Regions from separate parts of the Homo sapiens genome. Here regions 2 and 3 are each linked to region 1. Evidence: chromatin loops called from intact Hi-C (ENCODE). Cell type or tissue: psoas muscle. All regions are shown on one strand. Each heading gives the region's core, and the rest is flanking DNA. Links, peaks and the distances in the headings are about the cores only.

Region 1 (6,354 bases), core at 906-4,905:
AAATACTGAAGCAGCTCATTTCAAGTGGATATCCTGCTAAGGTATACACAGATTCAAATGCTTTCTGCAGTCAAGCAAGTAGCTTAAATGAGGGAACCTGCCTATGGGTGAGAAAAGAGGGAGAGGCTGGAATTGTAGGCAACAGAAGGCTGTGTGCCGGGTTTCAAAGGGGCAGCTGCTATCCAGCCCCACCCAATTGTTGACAAGGCTTCTGTTGCCTGCAGCTTTTTACTTTTCAGGAAAAGCTGGATTTTCCTGTGAATCCTCTGGATTTTTAATCCAACTTTTCTAAAAACAACTGTTCAGGCTAACCTAAATACAAATGGGAGCTAAATCCACGTTCAATGTCTGCACCAGTGCAACTGGAAGTGTGGTCCCAGGTTCAACAACTGTTTCTTGCATTCCACAATGAGATGTGCATAGCAACTGAGAATAACACTTAGAAATAGCCATAACAGTTTGACAGGGTAATTTTGTCATGTAATTTTCTGAATCTAATAATAAAAAATTGGCTTGTATCTTATACATCTGTTTTATTTCCCTAATTTTTTAGAAACAAAAATATCAGTGGGCAGTAGATTAAAAATCTTGCCCATGACAGTTTAAGAAGCATTGCTGTGGTCTTCATCAAAGCAAGCGGACCACTGGAGGATGCTGTATTTGATAACTGAATCTCCGTGTCTAGAATCGTCACATGGACCGCCTGAAAGAGACAAGCCTATGAATCAAAATGCAACCAGTTCTTTCCAGCTGACAAATATTTGGCAGTAAAGAACCAGAGGAACGGGGGAAATAATGTCACTCCCGGAGGACCGCTCCTAGCCCATCAGATTACCAGGGTTCCTCCAGGGCCAGCTGTGGGAGGAATAGCCTGATGCCACGGTCACCTGGAGTTCCTTCTCCCTCCCACAGCACAGGAGGACCAGCCCCTTAGAGGCCCTCACTGAAGGGCAGAGGGCATGCTCTCAGGCGGTCATTTCTGTGTCTACCTGTTCCAACACACTGAGCTTGTCCAGGGCAGAGACTCCTGCTCCTCCATCCCCCCAACATGGCTCTTCTTCACTGAATTCTCTCCTCCTCTGCCAAATATAAGGTTCCTTGCTAGGCAAAGAACCTTGTCAGCCTCTAGTTAGGGGTGCTGAACTTTGGCAACTGGTAGCCTGCCTCCTACTTATCAGGTTCTATCCAAGCTGATCCTCCAGACTTTGTCCTCCCCTGCTTAGGCAGAAACTCTAGGGTAGGAAGTCCGTTGCCCGCTGCCGAAGCTCAGCACCCAAAGCAAGGTGGCCCACGTCCTTCCCTAGCACGGATCCCTATAGTAGGCAGTTGTGTCTGGGAGAGGCTAAGGCAAAGACGAGAGGGTCAGCTGGGCTAAAAACCGGAAGTGCTTAGAGACTGAAGAGTTTCTTCATCTTGAGAACCAAAAAGACAGACTGTCAGGTCTGCATGCTCCTCTCTGAGCTGAGGGAAACCCCCTAGGTAAATAGCTCCCAGTTGGAGGCGAGTGCCCCGACCCTTCCCCACTTCAGCAGCTTCAGCCTCCAGACTCAACACATGCTGGGCCATCTTGGAGGTCTGGTGTTCCAGGCCTCCCCAGCTGCCTGCACCTCCGAAAGGGGAAATGGGGGTGGGGTGGGAGGGCCAGGCCTGGGGAAGTGATTTTAGAAGTGCAAGTCTGGTGGGAGAGTTTTTCCGTCAGACCATCTGGAGGGAAGTAGTCATAATCTACTACAAGTTCTCCCGAAATGATCAAGTACACATAGGGAAATTGTTACATTGTTGAAAAACATGTCTGCTTCGCTTCCTCCTGGGGAGCTCTAAAGACTTTTATCAGAGATGGACTCCCTGCTTGAGGTACAGAGAGATTAAGATGAGGCCAAAGAACAGCTCTCTCCCCTTGTAATTCTCCAGGTAGCCAGTTTTCAGCTGGCTGCCATTTTTTGCAATTTAAGATGCTAAGAGAATTTAAATGAGATCAGCCCTGTGTGTGTAAAGAAGGAAACAGTCTGTATGGCCAAACAGAAAAGGTACCATGTTGTATGAGTTACTGCCTTTCACGTTAACTGGTGTGTGTGTGTGTGTGTGTGTGTGTGTGTAGAACAAAAGTACAGTTGTCTATACAATTAGTTATTTAAGCTATTTCAAGTACCATTACAGCAAGGGGGAAGGGAGGGAACATCTAAACTACATAAAATTATTTTTAAAAATTCGTTCTAGAAAAAAGGAAATGCCAGAGTAGTAAGATAAGGAGTCTTAATTAGCAACAAATTCATCTATTTCCTTCCTCCAAAACCGAGACAGTCTTCTAAGGCAATTTGCTTGGAGAGCAGTTTTGCGCCATAAATCTGGGACATGTTTTTCATGTGTGTTTGCCCTGTGTGAGGCTTAAGAAAAACACAGCAACCAAACCATCCAGTTCAGCCCTGGAGGGAAAGACCTAGAAGACCTAATCACCCGTGATGGCGATTACATAACAGAGAATCGCGCGCGCGCGCGCGCACACACACACACACACACACACACACACACACACACTCCAAGAGTCTCAAAAAAAAAAAAAAGAAAATCAGCCTTTGGCTTCCTGTCACAGAAGATATCTCCTTTTTTTTTTTTTCCTTTGTGAGGATCACTAAGAATGCTTCTTAAAGACCAAGTGGATGTCTTTGGTAGAAATAGAGGTCACTTAAGGATGATTTATAAGTGCACCCGAAGGCAAAATGAAGCATGTATCGATATCTAAAGTGCATCTGCATTTAGTGAAGCAAAAGCTCATAGTCTGTTTCTAATTTGTGCCTTGCAGATGCCCTCCCCACTAGGGAAAGGCCTGGCTCTGAGCAGCCGCCCCTCCCCGAGGCCGCCAAGCTCCCAGTTCAGGCCCTTTCTTGGGCAGCCGGAGTGCTCCTCTCTTAGATAATGCCAGGTACTCTGGAAAGTAGCCGTGTAATAATACACAAACCCCTGATGATGTCAGCGTGTTATTGACTTTCCAAGTCTGAATGACTGAGCAGAGGAGCGGGGGTGGGGCGCAATCCATCCGGCAGCGCGGAGACCGGCCAAGCGAAAATGGGCTCGCCAGCCTGGCGGGGGAGGGGCGGCTCGCAACAGCGGCGGCTGCTTCGAGCTCCGGCTCTGCCGCCGCGGCGTCGGGGTCGCTGCCGCCCAGCCCAGGCGGGGCTCGGGTTCCCGCTCCTCTGATGTTTACGTTTGGTCAAAAACTCCTCAGACAGAAATAACTAATGCCTCCCCCCGGAAGCTTTTACCACGTGGCAGAGTGGGGTCACAAAGGGGGGAGCAGTGGCACGAAGGGGATGGGGAGGAAGACCTCCCTGTTCCCTCCCCCACCCTGCAGGGGCCTTCCTCTTAGGCTGCAGAGCCGAGGGTCGCTCTCCGTGGTGGAGTTCCCTCTGCAGAAGACCCCTGGAAAATTGCACTTCAGCAGTGGTGACATTTTATAGGCCATGATTTGCTGCATTTATGGCTCTGGCAGTGCAGGTGCGGAGTCGTAGGCTCCCGTTCTCACCCTGCAAATTGCTCACAGTGCAATCTGTCATCTTCAAGGCTAGGTGTGAACCGGGCAGGGTTGCCCTTAAAACGGAATTGCAGTTAAAGGCCGGGATCTGGAAGGAAGCGCTCTACCCCGGGGCGTGGCCTTTCCCACCGGCTCTGGACCTTTCCTTCAAGCCCCGCCATGCGCGCCCACCGACTTGGCTGTCGCAGCCTGGGGGCACTGGGCGCCCTGGGCTCTGCCTGCCTGCAGAGCTCTCATTCTTTCCGTTCCAGGCCTGTGGAATCCTCCAGTGAACAAGGCCTCATGCTGGCCTCTGCCCCACCCCACTGCGAGGAGCCGCTCCTCCTCCGAGGCCTATGGTTTTTCTCCCCGCGGAGTGGGCTTGGTGGGAGCACCGCGTGGCGCAAACAGCACGGGGGGACTTTGGAATCGCCTGGACTTGAGCCCTGCCCCACCACGTGTTCGCTGTGTGAATGTGGACAGGGTGGTTACCCTCTCTACAGCCCGCGTCTTAAAATGGGAGTAGTAACAACCCCCTCAACAGTTGTTCTGAGGATTAAGTGAAATTCAGATTTCATAGGAGACCTTTTTCAATAGTCAAGTCTCTCGCCTTTATGAGTCAAGTTCCACTGGGGCCAGAGGCCCTGTGGTTGTTTCTGAAAACAAGGTCAGCAGAAGTGCTAGACCCATTGTTTCCTCAACTCAGCCCTTCCCCCTACACTCCTGGCAAAGTGGAGCCCGCAGCCTCTTCCGACCCACTTCCACCTTCACCCACACCCACAGGCTTACAGGGCAGAGCTGTTTTGTTGACGGGGCGGGGGTGGGGGTGGGGACGTGGAAACTGTACCTCTGACCTAAGCTGGACCATTCACGGCCCTTCTCAAATTTCCCTCCCCCACCTTGCCACAGGGGATTGGTCCCAGCGGGAAGAGCTGACATATTTGAATCCAATCAAAAGCCTTCTTGGGAAATTTTGAAACTGGAAGTGAAAAAGTCAGTTTCTCCCCAGGGCTAAAACTGCAAGATATTATAACATACATGACCATGTTTCCCATGGTCAGGAGAGGAGAGGCAAGGCCAATCTGAAGGCAGAAACAGAGATAAAGATCGAGCAGAAAACAAAGATAGAGCCTCAGCCACAGCCAGACAGGCTGGGAGAGAGCGCTGAGGCCAACAGGAGTCTAATGTTATTGGCAGCATCGGTTCCTGTGTCCCTGGTACAGCCCTGCCTGCCCCCGATTCCTTGCGACAGCCCATTATTTTTTGCCACAAATTCTTATTGTTTAACCTAGTTTGTGTTTTTGTTGCTTCTAATCCAAAAATCCCATGGCATTTACTAGTTTAACTTACACAGTATGTCAGTTGAGTTCAAGAGCTCCCCAGCCCCATTATAACCCCCCGAGAAGTCTTCTATCCTCCGCAGCATATGTCAGTGCCCCATAACAAGGTGCTCAATAAATGCTCTTCAGATTGCACTGAGCAAGTTGTGAGTGGACGGGAAGTGCCCTGGTGGCTGTTGAAACTGGAGGCTTCAACTGGTTAATTTAAAGGGGAAGCATCGCCAATTGCCACAGACTTCTAGAAGCCCATTTATTGTACCCTAGTGGTAATTAGGGCTTATTCAAGTGAATAGAAAGAGAAAAGAGAAGAAACTTTATCCCCTCTAAATTGCATTTAATAAAAATCTTGGAGAAAATGAGTGAATTGTCAGGCTTAATAATTTCCCCTGGGTCTTTGTTGGAGGGAGGCTGAGGAAATGTACAGTATTCTACATTTATAGGACAGCAGATCTGCATTTTAACAGAGTAAAATGCAGTCGTGGCTTACCCTCCTTTTTTCCCCCTTCATTTGTTTCCAAAGGGTTTTTTTCCAGCTCATGAGTCACTTCCAGTCAGATTCAAAGACAAAAGCCGGCTAATTGTGTGTCCATGAGTCAGGGTCCCACCCTGCCTTATCTGAACACCCTTTCTAGCTCTGAGAAGACAGAGCAATTTTCAGCCTATAAGGCATTGAGTGGAACCTGTTACACACCGCTTCTGGGTCAGGCTCTTTAGGGAGCAGTCCAGGCCCTTCCATTTCCTTCTGGCATCTGGCAGCTGATAGCACCTTGGGGTGTTTCCTTGCCAGTGTTATTTTCAGTCAGGAACTGTGCAGTCTACCCTGTTCCTAAGGCACCCTGTTGAGCCCAGAGAGATAAAGGTGAATTTAAAAGGAGGTCTAAACCCTCTAGCAATTTATCATATAATGAAGGAGAAAGGCAGAAAAGAATCACTGTTAGACAAGCTTTGAGGGTTATGGAAGAGTAAGTGCTAAGACTAATGATTTCTCAGTCTGCACCCCTTGCTGTCTCTCAGCAGCATTTTATCTGGTTGACTTTCCAACTACTTGAAACATTTTATTTCCAGACCTCCCTGATGTTACTTTGTTTTCCAAGCAGTGTCTATTTCCCACCCCCACTTTTTCTCTTATCCTTATGCCTTACATTCTCCCTCTTTCTAGATATCTCACTTCCAGATAATGGTACCACATCCAGCTGGCTGCTCATGCCCCAGAGACAATTCCTGATTTTTTTTTTTTTCTTTTTGAGACAGAATCTCGCTCAGTTGCCCAGGCTGGAGTGCAGTGGCATGATCTTGGTTCAATGTAGCCTCCGCCTCCTGGGTTCAAGGATTCTAATGCCTCAGCCTCCTCAGTAGCTGGGATTACAGGCGTCCACCACCACATCCAGCTCATTTTTGTATTTTTAGTAAAGATGGGGTGTCACCAGGTTGGCTAGGCTAGTCTCAAACTCTTGACCTCAGGTGATCTGCCCACCTCGGCCTCCCAAAGTGCTGGGATTACAGGCT
Region 2 (5,636 bases), core at 757-4,756, 310 kb after region 1:
CTGGATGGTACTGCCTATCTAAGGACTACATGTGAGTAGTTTGTTTGGCTTAGGGGTCAGCATACTGTGGCCCATTAGCCAAATGCTCCTCCCTGTTTTTCTCAATAAAGTTTGATTGGAACATAGCCACATGCATTTACATATTGTCCATGGCTACTTATGGCATAATAGTAGTTGAGACAGAGACCTTATGGCCTGCAGAGCCTAAATTAATATTTACTGTCTACTCTTTTACAGAAAAAGGTTGTAAACCCCGGTCTAGTTTAAAATGTTGTTTTTGTTTTTTGTTTTGTTTTGTTTTGTGTGTGACGGAATCTCGCTCTGTTGCCCAGGCTGGAGTGTGGTGGCACAATCTCAGCTCACTGCAACCTCCGCCTCCTGGGTTCAAGCGATTGTCCTGCCTCTGCCTCCTTAGCAGCTGGGATTATAGGCACCCACCACCATGCCCAGCTAATTTTTGAATTTTTGTAGAGACAGGGTTTCCCCATGTTGGCCAGGCTGGTCTTGACTCCTGACCTCAGGTAATCTGCCCACCTCGGCCTCCCAAAGTGCTGGAATTACAGGCATGAGCCACCACGCCCAGCCTAGTTTAAAATTTTTATCTATAGTGAGGAGCTTTTCCCATTACTTCTATTTCAGAGATTAACATGTTCCCCTTTTGCGAGTATTTTTAAACTGAAGTATCTATGATTTCTGTATCAATGATTATTACTAGAATTAGAAATTACATAATATACTAAAATGGATTTGTTTGTTTCCTCAGCTCTTTGAGTGACCATCCAGTAACGCAAAACTAAATTTTTTCTTAAAATGTGTGTAAATTTGACATGGCGCTTATTCCACAGTGTATCTGTGTTGGGTTTAGTATCTTAAAAATTATTTATAAGTTAAAATACTTTCTCCTGTTCCTGAAATATTACATTACAATGGACAGTTTAGAAAGACAGGCTGTGTTTTTGCAGCTCACAGTACCCTGCAATAACACTGTAGATTGTCACTGGTACATGTTTACCAGTTTAAGTGAACCAGACTTCACATATGCATGTTCCCAGCTAATTTGTACTGTTTGTATTTCTGACTTGTTCTGTGTTTGTGTCTCTTCTTGTGCTTACTTGGAGAACTCTTTATTAGGAACTTCCTAATATCAATAAGTAGAGCTTTGGAAATTTTAATAACTCCCTAATATTCAAGAGCACTATAGCCCCATGAAGTCTGTTTCTGCTTTAATATTTGAATCAAATCACAAGAAACTCTTCAGCTCAAAGTTTTTAGTTTTTTAAAAGATGTATTTACTATAATGGGGCACCAGGCCTCTGATCATTATATGAACTATATTCCATATTGTTTGTTGCTTTGACTAACAGAATTTCAGAATCTAATTAATAAGCCTTTTTATCAGCTCGGCCTACATCTTATTATCTCTTTCATTTCAGCTCTATCTGTACAGCTCTATACTGTAATAATAGTATGAATTAAATGAAAAGGAAAATGTAAGCAGTCATTTCCAGTTGCTGCTTGTAGTTTCTTTATTCCCTCCGGACTTCTTATATGAATTCAGAAAGTTCCTAAAAATGTTTTTTTAGGAACGAAGATTTTCATTTCATTTCTGATTTTGTATAAATACAAATAACTTTAAATATTGCCTTTGATTTTTCTTCTCTCACAATTTTCCAAATCCAGGATGGTACCTTGTTTGATGGTCGACCAATAGAGTCTCTGTCCCTGATAGATGCCGTAATGCCTGATGTAGTACAAACAAGACAACAAGCTTATAGAGATAAGCTTGCACAGCAACAGGCAGCAGCTGCTGCAGCTGCCGCAGCTGCAGCCAGCCAACAAGGATCTGCAAAAAATGGAGAAAACACAGCAAATGGGGAGGAGAATGGAGCACATACTATAGCAAGTGAGCTCAGACAAGAATTTTTTTTTAATTACATGGTTTATTTATTTATTTTTTTAAACTTTTAATTCGGGGTACATGTGCAGGTTTGTTATATAGATGAACTCATATCACAGGGGTTTGTTGTACAGACTATTTCATCACCCAGGTACTAAGCCTAGTGCCCAATAGTTATTTTTTCTGATCCTCCTCTTCCTCCCACCCTCCACCCCCCAGGAAGGTCCCAGGAGACAAGAATTTTTAAAAATTTTTTCTCAGAAGAAATGCCCCATCTTCTATGCTGAAATAATTTCATCTGTTAACTTGCACCAACTTGTTTCCCTAACTTGTATCACACAGTTCAATTCAGATTTTTATTCCTAAAGCTCCAAAAAGCTAGATTTACTTTTATTTTCTTTTTAAAATATCTAGAAACCCTTTTCCCATTGTTAAATGAATTTTTACATCTACATTTGATTTCTAAATAAAATTTGTAATACTAGTTATCAACAAATAACCATAGAGCTCTGACATCGAGATAAAAGGCAACTCATGTTATATGAATGATATCAGCAACCCCTACTGGCAGAAACTCAGAATAGTACTGATAGACATTATATTTAATTCAAACCATTTTATCGTTTTATCCATGTTTAGGTCTAATCATTTAAAGTCTCCCATCCCACTCCCACCCCCACCCCTCTAAAAAAAAAGTATGTGGTCAATACTTAATTAAAGATAAGAATTTATTTTCTGTGTGACTAAGACTGTGTAGTCATGTTCAGCTTAACTGGATATAATTGAAAAATGTTACACTGTGTGCGATAAAGGAAGGTATTTGCTAGTTAAGAAATCACCCATCCACCATGTTGTAATACTGCCTAACTGGAAATGCTTACTTGTGTTTCACGATGCAGATAATCATACTGATATGATGGAAGTGGATGGGGATGTTGAAATCCCTCCTAATAAAGCTGTTGTGTTGCGGGGCCATGAATCTGAAGTTTTTATCTGTGCCTGGAACCCTGTTAGTGATCTCCTAGCATCAGGGTATGTTTCTCAAAGTGATACTAAAATGACTTAAAAATATCTTATTGAACATTTTATAAACATATGCATTATTCAGGTTTTCTGTTGTTGCTTAGTTGTGGCCATTTTGTCTCTGTAAATTTTTTATTCCTTCATGAAGTAATTGTAGAATTTTTAATTAAACTTACTATTTCGAGAATGCTTGGGGGTCCCAACGTGTAGAATGGGAAAAATACTGGAAATGAAAATTCGTGATAGTCGTTTTTATTTGCCTTATTAATATTCAGATGTAAATATGTTGCCTTGTTCTGATACGTGAGAATGTCATGAGGATCTAAAATATATTGCATACTTTTATAGGTCTGGAGACTCAACAGCAAGAATATGGAATCTTAGTGAGAACAGCACCAGTGGCTCTACACAGTTAGTACTTAGACATTGTATACGAGAAGGAGGGCAAGATGTTCCAAGCAACAAGGATGTCACATCTCTAGATTGGAATGTGAGTATCACTATATCCATGATGGATATAATTACTAGTATACCTAACCCTCAGAGCCTCATACTCACGGCAGGGTTTGTCTATTTGTTCAGAATTTGGGGTTTTATTAACTAGTAACAACAAACCGGGAGTCGTCCCCTGCCAGCCCTCTCCCCCACTGTGGGACACAGACTTGCCTTAGTCAGACCAAGGTTCAACATCCAGCTCTTCAGTGTATCCCACAGCATATCCTTGGTTAAATTGTTACTTTTTACTCTGTACTTCATTTTCTTTAAATGTCAAGTAGAAGTGTGAAAATGGTACCTAAATATTTGAGATAATAGGTGAAAATTCTTACCATAATAACAAACAACATACTAAATCTATAACAACCGAGTCCTTAGGGGATAAAAGAATTCTGTGTAGCAAAAAACATGTTCTTGTTTTTCTCTGTATTCTGTGAACTGGTAGAACTTTATTACCAATTTCCTTTTAGGGATCATTAGTCTAGACAACGTCTGAATTTTATTCCCACTGTAGGAATCTTGTAATTCTCTGATTCTGTGTATGATTCAACATCTTTCAGGACAACTTGACTACTGTGACTTACAAAAAACTTTGACTTCGTTGTTGATAAATTCTCACCATTATAGTTTTAAATACATCTCTTACCTCGCTCCGCTACCCCCTGCCCCTCCCCCAAAACTCTTAGATTATTTCAGCATTGCAAAGAATATCAAGATAGTTGTTCTTTGCTCAGCAAATGAATGTTCTTTTCTCTTCTGTTTAACAACCCTTTGTGGACTTTCTAAAGGATCTTCCAATTCTTTTCCCCGGGAATGAGATCTATCTTTAAAATGATTATCCCCACTAAAGTTCTCAGTTTCTGTGAAATGTTTTTTCAGAAATCATAGCTAGGTATTTTTAGCATTTTCTTCCAAAATTGCCAGCAGCATATTTACTCTTCCCCTCCATATGACAATTCTAAAAATTCCAAAGGGGTTTAGCACATTGTAGTATTATTTACTTGTAAGATCAAGACAGAATTATTTTCTTAATATGGGCCCTTATTATATTTTAGTTCAGATATCTTACAGCTTTCTTACGCTACCTGGTCCACTGGCCATGTTAATGAAATTTATAGTTTACACTGAAAAGGATGGTTAATGAATATTGGTTTGTTGAGCTTGGTAGTTCTGAACTGCATTTTATAGTTTTGAAAAGTGTGGGCTTTTAAAAAATGTGTTATTCACGGTGAACTTGGAAAACATTATCCTCGATTAATGATTCTTTTCCATGGCTAAAGCAAGAGAGCCTGTGAGATTTCTCATCTTTACAGTATTTTCCTAGTTGAGCAGTTCATGAACTAAAACATTTAGGGACTGATAGTTTAGAGGAAACTTGACATTGTGTAGGATGTGGAAATAAGCTTTTACTGTTGACTTCAACATGGCTCCCCTTCTTCTTGAGACAGAGCCCTAAGGGATGGCCACATCCCAGCAGAATTGAGTCTGCAGTTCCCAGAACCAGCATTTGTTTTTGTTTGTCACTTAGCCATACTGCTAAATGGCTTGAGAGATGTGAAATAGGTGATCTTGTTTTGAATGCCCTTACCAAAAACCATCAATAATATGTCAAGTAATGCAGGATTTCATTCTCCAGTAATGTTTACTGATTCTAGCAATAGTCTGTTTACTATAATCTGTAACTTCTGTGTTTGCATAGAGTAGGTTAGATCTGTCCTTTTATTACACAATTCATCGAGGCAAGGTGCACAGCAAGGGAATATAAGTTGAGAGAAATTTATATGGACTTTTCCTCCTGGTAAAGTAGGCAGTTGTACTTACTTCATTAACTATAAAGTCAGCCTGTGCTCTTTTCTGGCTCTTTTCCTTGTTGATCTTTTTATTGGCAAATATTTCATAGTGGGAAGGGATTAATAATAGAAAGGAACATTCAAGTATTTAAGAATCTGATCATTCGAAACAATGATATTGTTTGGATCATACCCACACACTTCGTTTTAGACAGTAAAGGATTTAGAGGAATGGCCATATAAAACCTTCTAATCATATTTTAAAGTTTTTCTTTTTTACTTCTAATAAATCATTGTAAGACTATGAATTTGATGTTCTTCCCAGTCCACCACTCTACCTTCATTCTTAGTTGTGTGAGTCTGTGAGAATACTTTTGGCATGCATGAGGTGGGGTGATGTAGATCCTGGTCCAGAGCAATCACTGTCAGTT
Region 3 (5,636 bases), core at 757-4,756, 420 kb before region 1:
CATCTCATCTCTATCTACATAAATAAAATTTTATATTATACAACACATATTACATAATCTAATAAATAGATATTAAAATACATAAGATATTATATATGATATGTTTTTTCTAAGCCATATGGAAGTTGAATACATCAAGCCCCTTTACCCTTAAATAATTCAATGTGTATTTCCTGAGAGAGATTCTCTTACATAATCACAGCAGAATTATCTAATTCAGGAAACTTAACATTAACATAAAATTTTAATCCAATCTATTTAATCTAGACTATGTCCATAGTCTAATTTTTCCAATTGGCCTAAAAATGTCTTTTATATCATAATTTTTTTCCTCCAGTACAGGATTCAGTGCAGAATCAGGTATTGCACTGGTCATCTTTCTTTAGTCTCCTTTAATCTGGGACATTTCTGCAGCCTTCTTTCTTTCTTTTTTTTTTTCTTTTTTTAATGTCATTGACATTTTAAAAAATACAGGGGAGGTTGAGGTGGGCAGATCAAGAGGTCAGGAGATCGAGACCATCCTGACTAACACAGTGAAACCCCGTCTCTACTAAAAAAAAAATACAAAAAACTAGCCAGGTGTGGTGGTGGGCGCCTGTAGTCCCAGCTACTCAGGAGGCTGAGGCAGGAGAATGGCGTGAACCCGGGAGGCGGAGCTTGCAGTGAGCCGAGATCGAGCCACTGCACTCCAGCCTGGGCAACAAAGCAAGTCTCCGTCTCAAAAAAAAAAAAAAAAAAAAAAAGAATACTGTTCCTTCCTCCTTTTTCTAACAGAAAATATCTAATTTTCAGTTTTTTGAAGTTTCCTTATACTTACATTTATGCTATACATCCAGCCAGAATACCCCACAAGTAATATTGTGTTCTTCTCGTAGTATTATATCCTGGAAGTACAAAATATTTATTTGTGCAGGGCACGATAGCTCACGCCTGCAGTCCCAGCACTTTGGGAAGCCAAGGTGAGTGGATCACCTGAGGTCAGGAGTTAGAGGACACCCTGGCCAACATGGTGAAACTCCATCTGTACTAAAAATATAAAAATTAGTTGGGTGTGGTGGTGCATGCCTGTAATCCCAGCTACTTGAGAGGCTGAGGCAGGAGAATCACTTGAACCCAAGAGGCAGAGATTGTAGTGAGCTGAGATTGTGCCACTGCACTCCAGCCTGGGTGACAGAGTGATACTCCACCTCAAATTAAAAAATTTTTTAAAGCTTATTTGCTTCTTTATTTTGTTTACCTAATCAAGGCATTGTCTGATTTCTACACTGTGTAGATATAATTATTCCCTTGAAACTAATAGGCAATCTGTTGGGAGTCAGTTTAAAAACATAAAAATATCCTGCTCCTCATCAAAATTCTTCCTTAGATTTAATATCCATTGGTAATTTGGCCCTGGACCAATCTTGACTATGACAGCTATAAAATAATAATTTTCTAACTCCAGCAGTTTCTCCACATTTACCAGTCAGCACCTGGCATTCTACAACAAGCAAGAGTCCTCCTTTTTCCTCTGTTTATTCACTTATTTATTTATCTAATTATTAAATAAATTAGTTCAGATTCATGGATTCCTGTTTTCTTCAGTGGTTTATGGTCATACTGTCCTTATATATTTTGGTATTTAAATTGTTTCAGTTTTGGGCAACAGGAGCCACTTCCTGCCAGCTCTTTTCCTGTGACATGCCCTCAGCATTTTTTTTAACACTTCCCTTCTCATCGACATAACAAGATGTTTCATTAGCTTCTAGAACTTTCCCTGTCCCAGGCCTACATTTAGTCACTTCTCTGAGGAGAAGAGCCCTTGTTCTTTCAGTAGAGAATGGTATTAGAGGACAAAATCTGAGTACTAGGTGTGCTCATTGCTACTAGACTTTTTTTTTCTTCTAGGTCTTTTCAGCAGCTAGAGTTGGGAAATAGATGCATGTATATATGTATGTACACAAATATACATATACACTTACAATATGCATATGCACATATGTATACACACATACACACATTTACCTGAGCACACCTGCATGTATATACACATACATTTATTTTAGAAATGAGTTCATACCAATGCTTCCAATTTAGAGCACACTCTCTTAACCACTATGTAATCATTTTGTATGTGCTTCCACAATGGCTGAATTAAAGATGAAAGATAGAATCCAAAGTGACTCAGAGAATTTCCTCTGTTCTATTTATGATCACTACAATTCCTGCTGAAAATTTCTGCCCCCTTTTTGGGAAGCAACACTGTGTGTCCTTGAAGATTCAATTTTGTCTTTGTTCATGTCTGAGCTCCTTCTCCTTGCAAGACTGTGACGGGAGTTGAGAGGACAGAGCCTGAATTTCTCCTAGAATTTAGAGTTTGTGACGACCAACTATTTAAAATATTCTTTGGTAATCTACATAAATTACCCCAAGTCCTAAGACAGCAGGTAGTCTGTCCACCAAAGGTATAAGCTGGTACTGGGAGGTTGATGAAAACCAAAGGCATGTAGGCAAAGTCTCTTTCAGGTTAGAATGTAAGAATGGTGGTAGCAAAGGAAGATGGAGTCCCCTATATCTTTAGGTGCTAGAATGTGGGGGAAGATGCAGTCCCCAGAGATGGACACAAGGTGGCTCAGTGAACCTGTTCCCTGGTGCTCCACATCTCCCTAGAAGGAAAAAGATAACTATGTTCAGCAGCAGGCAGTCATTGGACATTATGGCAGCTGCCCAGCCAATCCTTGCAAGCTCAGCAAGACAACCTAGAGTGAATGCAACCAACCGGCCTAAAGGGTGATGACCCTAGTCCCATGGACCATACCTGGGTGCAACACAAGCCTTCAGGGGAGTCACATTGACTGGTACACATTGGTTTGAGCTTTTCTTTATGGCAGTTGTGTTGAGGCAGGAGTATGTCATGACTTTGGAACAAGAGACCTGAGCTCTAGTCCTAGCTCTGCTGATAAATATGTGGTCTTGCATCACGGTATCATATACAAGATATGACCTCTCTGAGCATCAGATACTTTATTTATAAAATGAAAAGAGTGCAAGATTGTTACATGAATTTGATATAATAAATGTAAAGCCCATGCATATAGTTAAGTCTTAGATAAATGTAGACTTTGTTAAGAACAATATAAAAGGTCATAATATGTAATATATGCTAAATCCTTAGATATGTCCCCAAGTAAAATAGTCTAGACTGCTTTATAGAAGGCCTTAGAGTCTGATATCAGGAGAGAACTGAACTGGACCAAATACACAACCATTCTTTTTAGATGATTTCTTGGTGTGGATTGGCAACAGCTAACAAGACTGTTTCCTATGTCCATTAGCCAGAATTTTATAGCAATGTAATGGTTTGGATTCCTGTTTTTTGAGATTGAAGTTTTAGCTGCTTTTGTAACTGAAAACATACCCACTCTTGGTCCACTGTTATGCTAAGAACACCTGAAATATTGTATTTTCTTTGGAACTTAAGTTGCCAGATACGGTGCGGTCAAGGGCTGAAACTAAATACAAGCAGCCCCTTGCTGAAATATGCTCTGAGTGGGTCTGCTGCTGTCACAAGCAGCGTTTCTCCCTCAAAGAGTTGGCATTCCTCCAGTTTTCCCTGCCCGTGATCACACATCCACAAACCAGCCAGCATGGCTAGTTCCTCCTACCATTTCATGATTGCTGACAGGTAGAATGTGGCTTTTGTTCTTTTCCTACTCGGGAACTCAAATACCAGAGCTGCTGACAGATGATGTTGTGGCAGATTCATTTTGGAACACCACATTTCTTAGCAATGTGTCACAGGAGGAGAATGTCTCAAGCCTACAGCCTCAAAACCCCTCTGCTCTGGAAGTACCATTGCCCCAACCCAGATACCTTCTCAGGTGACACAGGGCGAGTACATGCCTCACCTTGCTGTAAGGAGATGGGAATGGAAGAAACTATGAATGGTAGAGTGCAAGTCCCTCCTAAAAGCATTGACATTGGGTTATTTTTTAAACATTGTACCGGCCAAAACAAGTGAGTCAACGTATTTGTGACTCCTACCCGATGCTTGCCCTTTGCAGAGCTTGACATAAGGAAGACATGTTAGGGAAGCCAAAGATAAATCCAACTCTTGGCTCTGCTATCAGCAGGCTCTGAGACCTACAGCAGTCACTCGACATCTCTGGGCCCAGTTTCTTCTTTAGTAAGATGAGGACAGGAAGCCTCAGGTGGACATGCAGGTCCTCTACCATCTTGTGAGTCTCGGACTCCAGATTGGTGGCAACCTACCTTTCTAGTCTAAGCTCCTGTCTGCTGGCCAACAGAGGTTTAGGGAGACCAGAAGCTAATACAATTTATGATGCCCTCTGTATGAAAAATTATAAAAAGTAAGTCAATAGTGAATATTTATTCAGAATGAGAAAAGAAAAATGCAAAAATATCAGCTTTAAAAAGCCAACAAATACCAGAAATATCACAAAACCCAGAAACAAATAACAGATTTGTATGAATTGGTATCGATAACATAAGATTTGTACTGATGTTCTAACAAGTCTCCCTAAATGCCTGTATTCTACATTTTTGGCTGCAGAGTCTGTTTCTTTTTATGACAAAATTCTGTAATATCCTTTCCTACAGAGAAACTAGAAAGATCATTCCATTTTTCCTGTAACATGGTTAATCAAAATTTGTTTATTATTAATGATAATTGAGAGAATTTCTTTCAGCTTCACAACCTATTATTGACAATATCATGTACATGTTTAGTATTACCAAATTGGGGAAGCTCCTCTACCAAGTGTCTTTCATATATGAGCTGTAAGATTGCAGCCATTCATGTTTCCCTGAGCAGAGACTAATCTGAAATACTCTTGAAATTGATGATACTCATTAATTAGGGCCTTGGGAAGGCATCTACTTTTACCACCTCACACTAGGTACCCCGCAGCCCCACCTTCATGCACACTGAACGTCTCACCTGTTCCTAACACACGACAACCTTCTACAGCTCTGTGGCTTTGCAGATGCTGATCCCTCACTGAATTGCCTTTCCTTTCTCCTCCCCCATACCCTTTCTCCAGGGTTCAAGCAGATTCAGTCACCATTCCTCTGCACTGTCCCTGCCTGGTACTCATAAGACTAGTAGAGAACCCTTCCTTTAGTGTTGTAATTCTGTTTGTCTACCTTCCCCACTAGACTTAGATTCCCTTAATTAAGGGAAGGCAATGATTCTCTCCATCTGTCTAGCACCAGGAATAGGACAGAAAAAGATGCTTGATAAGTGTATCACAAATAGAAATTCCTCAACAACACAGATGCAAGAAGTGCCACAATTCTTTACCTTTCTATAAGAAACCTTACTCTCCTCTAAGTTCTCTATTGTCAATCGATGATTTTTAAAAAACACACAGCATTAGTGATTTATTGGGGCATCTTTTTCCTCCCTTGGACTCAGGCAGTTCATGAAAATGGGGGCTCGCCCTAAGGCCACTAGTCAGCATTAGTTATCCTGGACACCGTTTCTCCTTCTGCCACTCTAGGAGGGTGATGGAATTGTAGTCCTCTCCTCTCACCTCTAGCCTGGCCCTCAGGGATCCCTTTCCCTGATTTCAAAATGGCAGCACTGGGGACAACCACTTAAATCACCTAGGTGGCTATCTTCCTTCCAAAGTGCA

Evidence for each region. A loop is a pair of places that touch in the nucleus more often than their neighbours do. Peaks named below come from ENCODE experiments on the same cell type or tissue, not always from the same donor. Only the 100,000 strongest peaks of a DNase experiment are listed, where the experiment ranks them.
Region 2: a loop joins it to region 1, with 4 times the contacts of the local background. A loop is called at or near these places in 83 of 110 quality-filtered maps.
Region 3: it touches region 1 in a loop (2.2-fold over the local background); 37 of 110 quality-filtered maps call a loop at or near these places.

The regions. Positions count from the first base shown.
Region 1 is chr3:177,356,700-177,363,053 of GRCh38, reverse strand. No RefSeq gene overlaps it. Among named protein-coding and RNA genes, the nearest start is that of LINC00501, 65 kb to the right of the region's middle. RefSeq lists enhancers at 1,389-1,588, 2,879-3,173, 2,684-3,525, 4,199-4,493, 4,380-4,619 and 1 more. In psoas muscle, for the core only: no CTCF peak of the experiment used is centred there; DNase peaks (open chromatin) are centred at 2,483, 3,033, 3,803, 4,313 and 1 weaker place; H3K4me3 peaks cover 3,109 bases; H3K27ac peaks cover 4,000 bases.
Region 2 is chr3:177,047,771-177,053,406 of GRCh38, reverse strand. It overlaps TBL1XR1 (TBL1X/Y related 1), which reads left to right. Exons shown (of 16, transcript NM_024665.7): 5 at 1,681-1,903; 6 at 2,797-2,929; 7 at 3,269-3,410. It overlaps TBL1XR1-AS1 (TBL1XR1 antisense RNA 1), which reads right to left. Exons shown (of 4, transcript NR_174966.1): 4 at 5,484-5,636. Among named protein-coding and RNA genes, the nearest start is that of TBL1XR1-AS1, 13 kb to the right of the region's middle. In psoas muscle, for the core only: a CTCF peak has its summit at 2,466 (motif pointing left); no DNase peak of the experiment used is centred there.
Region 3 is chr3:177,774,911-177,780,546 of GRCh38, reverse strand. No RefSeq gene overlaps it. Among named protein-coding and RNA genes, the nearest start is that of LINC02015, 39 kb to the left of the region's middle. In psoas muscle, for the core only: a CTCF peak has its summit at 2,591 (motif pointing right); a DNase peak (open chromatin) is centred at 2,646.